Regions from separate parts of the Homo sapiens genome. Here region 2 is linked to region 1. The links are chromatin contacts, found by Hi-C or POLR2A ChIA-PET in ENCODE. All regions are on one chromosome and are shown on one strand. Each heading gives the region's core, a stretch centred on a gene start or an enhancer-like site at or near the end of the contact. The rest is flanking DNA. Distances are from core to core; before and after follow the strand shown.

What was found. Hi-C counts contacts between places; a loop is a spot of excess contacts on that map. ChIA-PET counts read pairs that join two places held with the same protein, here RNA polymerase II (POLR2A). Pooled maps may share reads with other maps.
Region 2: POLR2A ChIA-PET joins it to region 1 with 11 read pairs in activated T-cell. The contact joins the enhancer-like site here to the promoter of LINC02172 in region 1. A Hi-C loop is called at or near these places in 1 of 168 maps with a recorded cell type or tissue (IMR-90) and 3 of 50 pooled maps. POLR2A ChIA-PET finds 5 or more read pairs at or near these places in 1 of 52 experiments (activated T-cell).

Annotation. Positions count from the first base shown.
Region 1 is chr4:137,543,411-137,548,540 of GRCh38, reverse strand. LINC02172 (long intergenic non-protein coding RNA 2172) reads right to left here and starts at 2,810. Exons shown (of 2, transcript NR_146553.1): 1 at 2,731-2,810. RefSeq lists an enhancer at 4,640-5,130.
Region 2 is chr4:138,863,010-138,868,139 of GRCh38, reverse strand. The region is part of intron 2 of LOC105377448 (a long non-coding RNA gene); the gene reads left to right. Among named protein-coding and RNA genes, the nearest start is that of NOCT, 150 kb to the left of the region's middle. RefSeq lists an enhancer at 1,552-2,053. Within about 2 kb of position 3,009, at least 3 of the 41 ENCODE cell types and tissues checked have a DNase peak (open chromatin) inside an H3K27ac peak, as active enhancers do.

The DNA.
Region 1 (5,130 bases), core at 1,561-4,060:
CAAATGATCATATTAATATAGGCATCTGTGAGTCCAGACTTCTCCTTGGTCAAGAAGCAACTCATTATTTCTAGAGAATCACTAAAGGCAGGATTTGTTTACAATTAGTCTTTTTTTTTTTAATGCAGTGATAGTTAATAGCTATAATATAATGTTGATATTTTGTTGTATTTCTCCTCCCAATATGCTATTATTTATGTATAATCTTTACATTTATGTGAATAACACAACGATAAAGGAATGTAAGGCAGAAAGGGATTGACAGGGATGCTTTTTGCACCCTGTCCCTAACTCTCTCTGACACACAATGTCCACTCTCCTTTACTGTCCTCCAGAAGGTGCAAATGTTTCTTCTCCTTTAATTTTTCTCACCACCACCTCTTTCCTTTATGTGCTTCTTCTACTGCTATACTCCCATCTAGAAAGAGATGTAAATACAACTTTTCTACCAACCCAGAAACTAGTTTACTTGTTTCAATATTTTATGCATAAGACAGACATCATTTTCATAGCCAAATTTCTTGTTTTTGGAAAGATTCTAGTGAAGGCCTGGCATGGTGACTTACACCTGTAATCCTAACACTTTGGGAGGCTGAGGTGGGTGGATCACCCGAGGTCAGGAGTCTGAGACCAGCCTGGCCAACATGGTGAAACTCCATCTCTACTATCAATACAAAAAAATTAGCCAAGCATGGTAGCTCGCGCCTGTAATCCCGGCTACTCGGGAGGCTGAGGCAGGAGAATCACTTGAACCTGGGAGACAGAGGTTGCAGTGAGCGGAGATTGCGCCACTGCACTCCAGCCTGGGTGACAGAGCAAGACTCTGTCAAAAAAAAAAAGAAAAAGAAAAAGAAAAAGATTCTAGTGAAATAAGTCTCAGCTTTGACTGTAGATTATAATCACCTGGGGAACTTTTCCAGCTCCTCAGGAAGCAAAACAGACCAATGAAGTCAGACTCTCTGGGGGTGAGACCCAGGCATCAGCGTTTTCTAAAGCTCCTCAGGTGATTCCAATATGAAACCAAAGGGAAGATCATGACAAAAAAAATGCAGCATTTCTCTAAGGATCATACATCCGCTGTTCAGTGTCACTGCTGATTAAGGGAGAGCCACTGTTCATTTGAGAGGCAATCATGACCCGGAGTACAAAAAGTTTTGTGAATCAATGCCATCAGTTCAATAAAACAAACATTCATCACAAACCTCATTAACCAAACTAGCATTTATAATTACAAATAGTTAAGGTAAAATAATACTTTGAAGAATAAAATAGAACTCTGTATTGACTCTATATTGTGATTAACAAAAAAACCCGTTAAGTGCTAATATTTAAACTACTGATTCAAATTGCAGAATGAAAATCACTAGGAATGATATTCACCCTACCCAAGGAATTTGACTAGTGTGGCATTCATAACAGTTATCTTCCAGATCCATTTAGACTCTGATATTTCATTTTATAGAATTTTTACTTTTATTCACACACAAACTTCTTTAATGGAAATTGCCCATATGTCATACAATACATGATTGACTTATTTTACATTTGCTTAACAGCCTTATTCTTTATTCCATGATTTACAGAGACTTTCTAAGGGCAAAACAGTCAAACAATATCTTAATAACATGATGGTTTTAAAAGGGGACTCAAGGCAAAATGTGAATATGACACTTTAACATTGATTAGCAGATAGTCCGTCTAAAGACTGAATTCAGCACATCAATTTTGTTAGCAATATACACAGATTTTTTTTCCTTACTAGGTAATGGTAAAATTTTACTTTTTATCAGAAAAGTAATTTTTCTAACACATGAAGAATAAGTTAATATGTGTTTACATTTGTATGTGTGATAGAGTTTGAAAATTCAGGTTACTTCTAACTCTTATCATGAAAATATTAAAATTTGTATATTCTTTAATTTGTAAGAGGTGATACCAGCTGTTTCATTATGCATTGTATTTGCTCAGGGATTTAATTCATGTGCCTGGGAGCATATGCTTTTTAGAAAACATTTTAATAAACATTTGGATGTTGTCATACTTATAACTCTGGAGAGAAAGTACACTTTATTATTTTAATTATATTAGCATGTGGCTGTATGGCATTACATTTCCTGAAAAGTTAAATTGACATATTAAATAAATAATGAAAGTATATATGAATTCACACATATCTATATATATTAAAACTGATGCATATTAGAATCCTTAGAGAAAATATAGCAAATATCTTTGCTATAATGTTATGCCCGATTCTATTTGTTATAGCATAATAGTAAGCCAAGTACTGAGCTTGACTTGGTCCAAATATCTTGGTTCATTAATGCAGATTTGCTTTGTTTTAGGTACAATTTTAAAAATAATATCTGAGACAACATTGCTAACATGATACACAAAGATAAAACACAATCTGTTGCTGTTGGAGATCTATTTGTATTAATAATATATATGCTTGCATTCTATTATTTTCAACAACATTCCATGCTATAGACTTCTGCAATAACTGAGATGGAATTTAAGCAGTTGGCATGTGTTTCAGTTTCTGTGAAGTTCACATTTTTCATAATGCATTAAGAAGAAGAACTATTACTAAAAGCTCATTTATGTTATGGACATAGGCAAGTATGACAAGCAAGGCCTAGTTAACAACATGATTGTGCAAAGCCATGAGGAGAGAGAGCCTATAAACAAAACCTGTTGCAGGAGCACAGTAAATTCTAGGGGACTTACCCAAAAGCATTAAAAGAAAATCCAATGTGGTGAGTAGAACACTGGAGGATCTGACAGCACACTACAGACCATCATTCATTGAGCACTTGGCAGCGTAAGATGAGATTGCTGGTAGTGCAATCTCACAGTAGGTGGTGCAAACAGCGAGGATTCCAGAGGAGATTCCAAAAATAGAGGCAGCATCATGGAATTTCACCAGCTGATATAAAGACAACAGTCATAACAGTTTGGAGGAGGATTGAGTAACTTGGAGTTGGAATGGTGAGAGAATAAAACTAGCAAAACCAAACAGTGTCTAAACGTCAATTATTGAAGTGGGACAGTAGGCAAGGATGACGCATCAGGTATAAAGAAGTCTAATTAGAGCCACGCAACAGGCCTAGTGTCAGTGTCAACATAAGCATCAATAATTGCTGAGCACCAACATTCATACCTCCTTCCTGACTCAGGCAAGATTGGTTTTGGATATACTGGGGCAGAGCTCAGAACTCTGGGGATGGAAAGGGAAGGGTTCAAATGGTCTGAGACAGGAAAAAAGAGAAATACAAAGGCTGTGAACCAGACAGCATTCCATGTGAGTAGCAGAATTCAAGAAACAACTAACAACATAAATTGTATTTGTGTGGATGCAACTTTTAGAAAAATCTGCAGTCACACTTCTGCATGGTACAGAGAAGTCAGAATTGGGGTTTTACATTCTTACCGTGCAAGTCTTTGTGAATATTGTAAATAACCAGAGATGTTCATACTAAACTTTTGCGTAATAGAAAAATGACTGAGTGTTCTATTCTGTTAAGAAATCTAGGTGTGCACAATTTCTTCAATGGCATGTTATCACTTACATCAAGACAAATACATAAGGAACTCAGATACCCACTTTTATTTTGTCTAAGAAGCCAGGGGGCAATGCATTTTCTATAGATTCAAATATACATTACCTATCCTTCACACAAGAATTATAACTATAACCATTAAAATATTTAAAAATGAAGATATTTTTTCTCCATCTACATGTTGGTGAGCTTGAATTATATCACATCCCAAACATTAATTTTATTTTCTCCTGGGTTTTATTTGAGAAAATTTGCATTTTGGGAAGAAGCAAAGAATGGTTTATAAAATTAGGTAATTTAAAACAAACCATATAATCTTAACCAAAATTTCTTTTTTCCTAATGCTATATTAAAAATGTATATGTAGTAATGAAATTTTAGGTTTTGATGTATGGCATTCAAAGGAAAAGCAAGATAATCAGTATCAATAAGATTGTTTCCTGTTTCTATGAAATATAGAGCTAAATATATACAAAATTTTCAATAGTGCTATCATAAATACATATTTTTTAATTGTAGTCATTGAAGTAAAAGTTTACCTATTTTTCACTATCTAATTTTTTTGTAAAAGTACAAATTAATCTTCATAGCTTTCACTATATATATAGCACTGCTTTCACAGCTTTTAGCAGCCTAATCATTCTTCTGTTGTTCCAAAGAGGCTTTATTTCATTTGAGCAGACTGTTTTAAATGCTTCTTTTTAAAAATTAAGTTATATCTTTAAGAGAAGGTGCAGTTTTTGTATCACTTATTTGACATCAAGGAAGGAGGTTTTCTTTTAACCTCCTTGTAGCCTACATGTCAATAAATAATAGGCTTCTGCTATTTAACCTATAAAAAAATCATTTATTATCACCTCACTCTTGTCCAACATAAACTTGTTAAAAACTGCAGTTTGTAAATATTTATCATGAAACAAAATGGTGAAAGGGACAGTACACTTTTAATTTTCAGGTAGCAGGCTGATATTTATGCAATTTAACATAATCGGACTGCTGAGGCTTTAAAAATATAGGCTTTCTTGAATTTGTCATGTTTTGTGAATCTTTCTCTCCTTGCATAACAAAACACTCTGTTTACTCTCTATGGAAAATTACTCAAAACTCTTTTTCTCAGGCAGCTGTAGTTTTGGCCAAAGCTTCCACGAGATGCAAAATTGGACCTAGTATCAATGAGGACAGTAGAAAGAACTATTGTTGTTAACTGATCATAGCTCCTTAAGTGAAAATGTTAGGAGACCAAACACAGGCCTTTGAAATATGAGGGAGGCAGTCTTTAAAGATGTGGCGTGTTACTTATAAAATGAAATAAAATTCCACATTTTAGAAACTCAGTTACTTCAAGGTGTTGATTTTAGGTCCTTAATCTTTTTTTTTTTTTGCTCCTTCTCTCTTCATTCCAAAGGCTTTCCTCTGTGTGATCTCTTTCCCCCAAGAAAACTTTCCACTGAGTTGAAAGCTTGGGAACTCTTAAGTTTAGATGAATGATAATGAGCATTGTCAAAGAGGCAGTAAAATTGAGTCCTTGGTTCTGGCTGTTGAGCTGAGAGCTGCAGGAGTTAATTGT
Region 2 (5,130 bases), core at 1,760-4,259, 1.3 Mb before region 1:
AAATTTTGTGCAAATGTCACTTCTTAGCATCGCCATTCTCTGCTAATATGATAATGGATTCTTATTACAACTACTGTCAAGAAGGATGGAAAAACCCTTTCCAGCTTGAAAACGTACTTTCTGGAAACAGTGCTGCAGATCCTGGGAGGATTAGTGAGTGGTCATCTGTAGTAGGAGAGCAGTTAATTTCGGATGCTGTGTCAGAGATTAGGGACAGTGGCAAATTGTGTGCTGTGATTGTGCAGTGGAACTAACCATGCTGTGGAGACGTTCCCTATGCAAGTTGTATGAGGGCAGATAATGACAGGCAAGTGACTGCAACCCGAGGCGGTTGTGTCTAAAGTCAAAGGGAAATTCAGTCAGCTTCACTTAATAGCTAAAGAATGAGAGGCCGAGGGTGGCATTCCAGGCAGAGGCCTTGGGAGTGCAACTGGAAAGGAGAAGGGGCTGCATGGGGCGGGCACGTGTGTGGTGGGTATATAGTGTGTGTGTGCACAGTGTGTGGAGTATACAGTGTGATGTGTGGTGTCGAGTGGTGTGTGTGTGGGGGGGTGTATAGTGTGGTCTGTGTGTGGTGTGTCGTGTATACTGTGGTGTGTGTGGTGTGTGTGTTGCATGGTGTGTGGTTTATGTGCATTGTGTGGAATATATTGTGTGTGGTGTGCATGTGGTGTATAGAGTATAGTACGGTATGTGTGGTGTGTTGGGGTGTGTGTGTGTGTGTGCATGTTGTGTGAAGTATAGTGTGGTGTGTGGTGTGTGTGTATGTGTGTGCATGGTGTATGGTGATACTGTGTCGGAGTGTGTGTGTGGTGTGTATGGTATATGGAGTATAGTGTGTATGCGGGTGTGGTGTATAGTGTGTGTGGTGTGTAGTGTATAGTGTGTGATGTGTGTGGTGTGTGGAATATAGTGTGGTGTGTGTGTGTTTGTGTACATGTTGTGTGATGTACAGTGTGTTGTGTGGAGGATAGATGGTGTGCAATGTAGTATGTGGGTATATGTGTGTGGTGTATGTATGCTGTGCTGTGTGTGTGGTGTGTATTGTGTGGTGTGTGTGTGGTGTATGCATGCTGTGCTGTGTGTGTGGTGTGTATTGTGTGGTGTGTGGTGCCTGTGTGCCTATAGAAGATGGAAAGGTGTCCTCAGAGATTAATTAGACGCTGACTTGGTCTGACAGAAAGTTGAGGGAGGGGAGGTCTTAAGAGTCAATGTGGAGGTTATACTTGATAAATAGTGAATGTTGAGTCAAATTGGGTTCCCTCAAATCAGGTTTTTCATCACAAAAACAGCACATGCATGCAGCAACACATGACGCATTCTAAAATGTGCATACATCAAAGGCAATGTGTCCCACCGCCGTCCTGCTCAGCTGCTCCAAACTTGTTCCCTTTGTTCCCATCCTGGCCCAGCGCAAGGCTCGATTTCACCCTGAAGTCACTCTCTAGTGCTTGTGTCTCACCTGATTAGGGCCAAGGTGGCAGCTCATGAGTGTCTGGTGTTGCTGGACTGGAGACTGGGAGTTTTCCACTGGAGGGTGGTTGGGAGGCAGGCACAGGGCTGTGCTGGGTAGACTTGGGGAAGCAGATCAGTGCCACTCCACAGGGGACACCACCGGGTGACAACAACCCTTGGTGATGGGTGGTCCTCACCTTGGGGCAAAGCGGCAACACCTCAGCCCCTCTCAGCTTGCTGCAGCTCCCTGGGGCCTGCTGGACTTTCTCTTCTGTGGGGGATCATAGCTGCTCCTTGTCACCCACTCCTGCCCCTGTAATATGCCTCCTCCATTTCTTCTCTATAGACATGGGGGTTCTACCTAAACCTCTGCTCTGTCAGTGTATGGCAGAATCTTCCTGCCCTAGATTTAGGGCAAAAACAAATTTTTTTTTCTTAAAAATTGAGTATTTGCAACATTTTTCTTGTTCTGTGGTCTGTGGTTCATGCCAGGGTAACTATAAAGGGGTCTGGTGAGACTAGATGGGGGAGAAACATAACGATTAATAATGTGAAAGATTCCAATATGTATAATTTAAGAGTGAAAGCCCATCATCATGTCATCCTTTAGAGAAAACCACTGCTTACATCTGCTGTGTATTCTTTCACATTATTCTAGGACTATAATGACGTGCACGAATAAGATATAATTATGACAGTATTATTTACAGAAATGGGATCTTCCTGAAAGTACTCTTCTGCATATTGCCTTTTCCACTCGACACATTCGGACATCCTTCCACACTGTCCGCTGTAAATCAACCTCAGAATCTTAGTGGGGAGGAGGAGGAGGATAGTATTTTGGGGAAGTTGCTCAGGCAATTCTGATAGTGAATCCTCCCTCACTCCCCAGGTGCTGCGGCGTGACCCCTCTGTGATTACAACCCCTGCTCTCGCTGCTCCATGCCCACAGGTGCTGTGCGTCAGTGCCACATCAGCATGCTCTTGATCACTTTCTTGACTTTAAAAGCGTCCTCTTCCCTCCCTCCCTCCCTTCCTTCCTTCCTTCCTTCCTTCCTTCCCTCTTTCCTTCCTTCCTCCTTCTCTTTATCATTTCAAAAAACCACTGAGTATAAAGGATACCATTAATGTGGAAAAAAAGAAACCACAGAAAGGCTTTTCTCTACCTTTTCTTTCCTGTAGATAGAACTGTAACTGAACTTTGAGCGCTCTGAGGAAGGAGACATACTCAGATGCCCACCAAGTAACCCAAGGTCGTGCAGTCTATAGAATGTGGCTTTTTGCCCCTTGGGAAAAAGCCCAGGAGGATCAGGGCTGTCTGGAAGGAGGCTCTGCATGGAGCCTCATGGCTGAGCAAGGAGTCCTTTAAAAGTAACATTCCTTCCTGTCACTGATATTAGGTTTTCTCACAAGGTGTATTTGTGCTTCTGCCTAACAGCATAGAAGGAAACAATGCAAACAGAACCAGAGCAGCCACTGAACTCCTGTGATGTTGTCACTAATCCGGTTGGTGTGGAGAGGAGCCAAGCTGCCAACCGCGTCCCCCACCCCCACATCGCCCTCACCGAGTGCTTGGGTTCCTGCCTCTATCAATCACAAGGCTTATATTCCGAGGCTGGAGGTGGTGCCTCTACTCAGCACTACCTCTGTTTTCACACAACCTCTATTCTAATCTTCATGGTCAGGGTCAACAACAGCATTTCAGCTTTTCCCCGAGACAAGGGAGATAGTTCAGCAAATATCTCTCTAACTTCAATATTCTGTCTCTGTCAGATCAATAAGGAACATTTTTTGACAAGTCTGATGTTCAGTCTTTAAGAGGAAGATAACCTTCCTGAGTGGAGAGAGGAAAGATTTCTGTGCCATGACATGATGACTCTTGACTTTCATCCTCAGCTTTGTGGAAAGTAGTGTTTTAGGGTAATGGGTGGTTGGTTGACTCCTTTTGCCTCTGTGACAGCTTCTTTCTACAAGGACTTTTTTCTTAAGCTCAAATACCAAGGCTAGTAACAAGCATTACAAACCATGACACCAGCAATCCTCAAGAGGAATAAGGAAAAACAAACAAAAAAACATAGCCAGCAAGTAAACGGCATTCTTTGATTTTCTTAGGAATAAGGGACACCGTTCTACTACGGTGTCTCAGGAGGAGTTACCCTGACACAATGGGTGAGATTTCCATTCAGTAGAAAGTTAATCTCACTGTTTTACAATCCTTTCTCTAGTGTTTTATTTTGGTGACTCTTCCTTTCCATTTTACCAATGAGAAATTTGAGGTACTGATAGGCTTGGTAAATATTACAGAGCAAGTGGAATTTGAAACCTTTGTTTTTTGCTTATTAAGAGAGGGTCTCTTTTTTTGGGTGGGGGAGAGGATCTCACTCTGTCACCCAGGCTGGAGTGCAGTGGTGCAATCTTGGCTCACCACAGCCTCTGCCTCCCGAGTTTGAGCAATTCTGCCTTGGCCTCCTGAGTAGCTGGGATTACAGGTGTGCACCACCATGCTCAGATAATTTTTGTATTTTTAGTGGAGATGGAGGTTTCACCACATTGCCCAGGCTGGTCTGGAACTTCTGAGCTCAAGTGATCCACCCGCCTTGGCCTCCCAAAGTGCTGGGATTACAGGCGTGAGCCACCTCGTCTAGCCCGGGTCTTTTAATCTCAATTTTCATATTCCTCCTGGGTTTGAGACCAGATGATATTGTAGATGCACATGAGAACTTCAGTTCAGAGGCAGGAACCTCACTGTGGTCTAAGAGTGCCACCTCACACTCAGTTTGGTCTGGTCCTACTTTAACCCGGGAGCTCCCTGTGCAAAGAACTCTGGTTTGAGGCCACTCTGGGTGAACCATTCTACTTCCTGCTGTCAAGGTGCTTGGGGTGCAAGACAACAAACCACTGGTCAGACAGAATCTGAACTGTGCACTTCCAGTGAAGTGGGATGGATCCAAGGTATTTTTTTCACCCCTAGGAGAAAGACCAGTGAGTTTGGTAGGGATCGCCTGTGGCTGCTTCTGAGCTGCTCAGAAGTCTCTACTTTCAACCTGTCTGGAGGAAAGCATTCACTCTGGGGCAGACAAATTCCAGTTGAAGCAGATATATTAAAATGAGGGACTAGGAGTGTAGATACTTATTTGAGGTCTGAAAAAGAAAGCTGGGGCTTTACAACTAAGAAACTAACTGAACCTTGTTAGAAATCAATGCATCAAGTGTAATTGAGCTGGTAGATGAAGCCCCAGCCAATTGGCGCCTGGGATTTGGGCACCTTCGTTTATCAGCTCTAAGCCTAGTTTGGTTCACTGATAATCTGATAGCAGTTCTGTATGCTGATTGGCTGGGGGAGGTTCTCTTCTCCTCCAATGAGAAGATAATCAATCATGTTACTGACTTTTGTCTTGGCGAAGGTATTTAGATTTCAGCCAGCCGGTTAGCTGCCTCAAGGCCACCTGCTTGACTGAAAAATAAAGAATCCATTTCTTTTCCTTTGCAAGGAGAAGGGAGGAATTATTGACTTGTGTGATAATTTTAGGGGGATGATTAAATCTGGCCTCTTAGGCTCCAGCTAAAAATTCAATTCTGATGACTGATTTTTCTTTTCATACGTCGCTGTGCAATCCTGTGTACTGCCATGGCTAATGTTCCTGATGCTGATTGTCCCTTCACTTTAACAAAGCA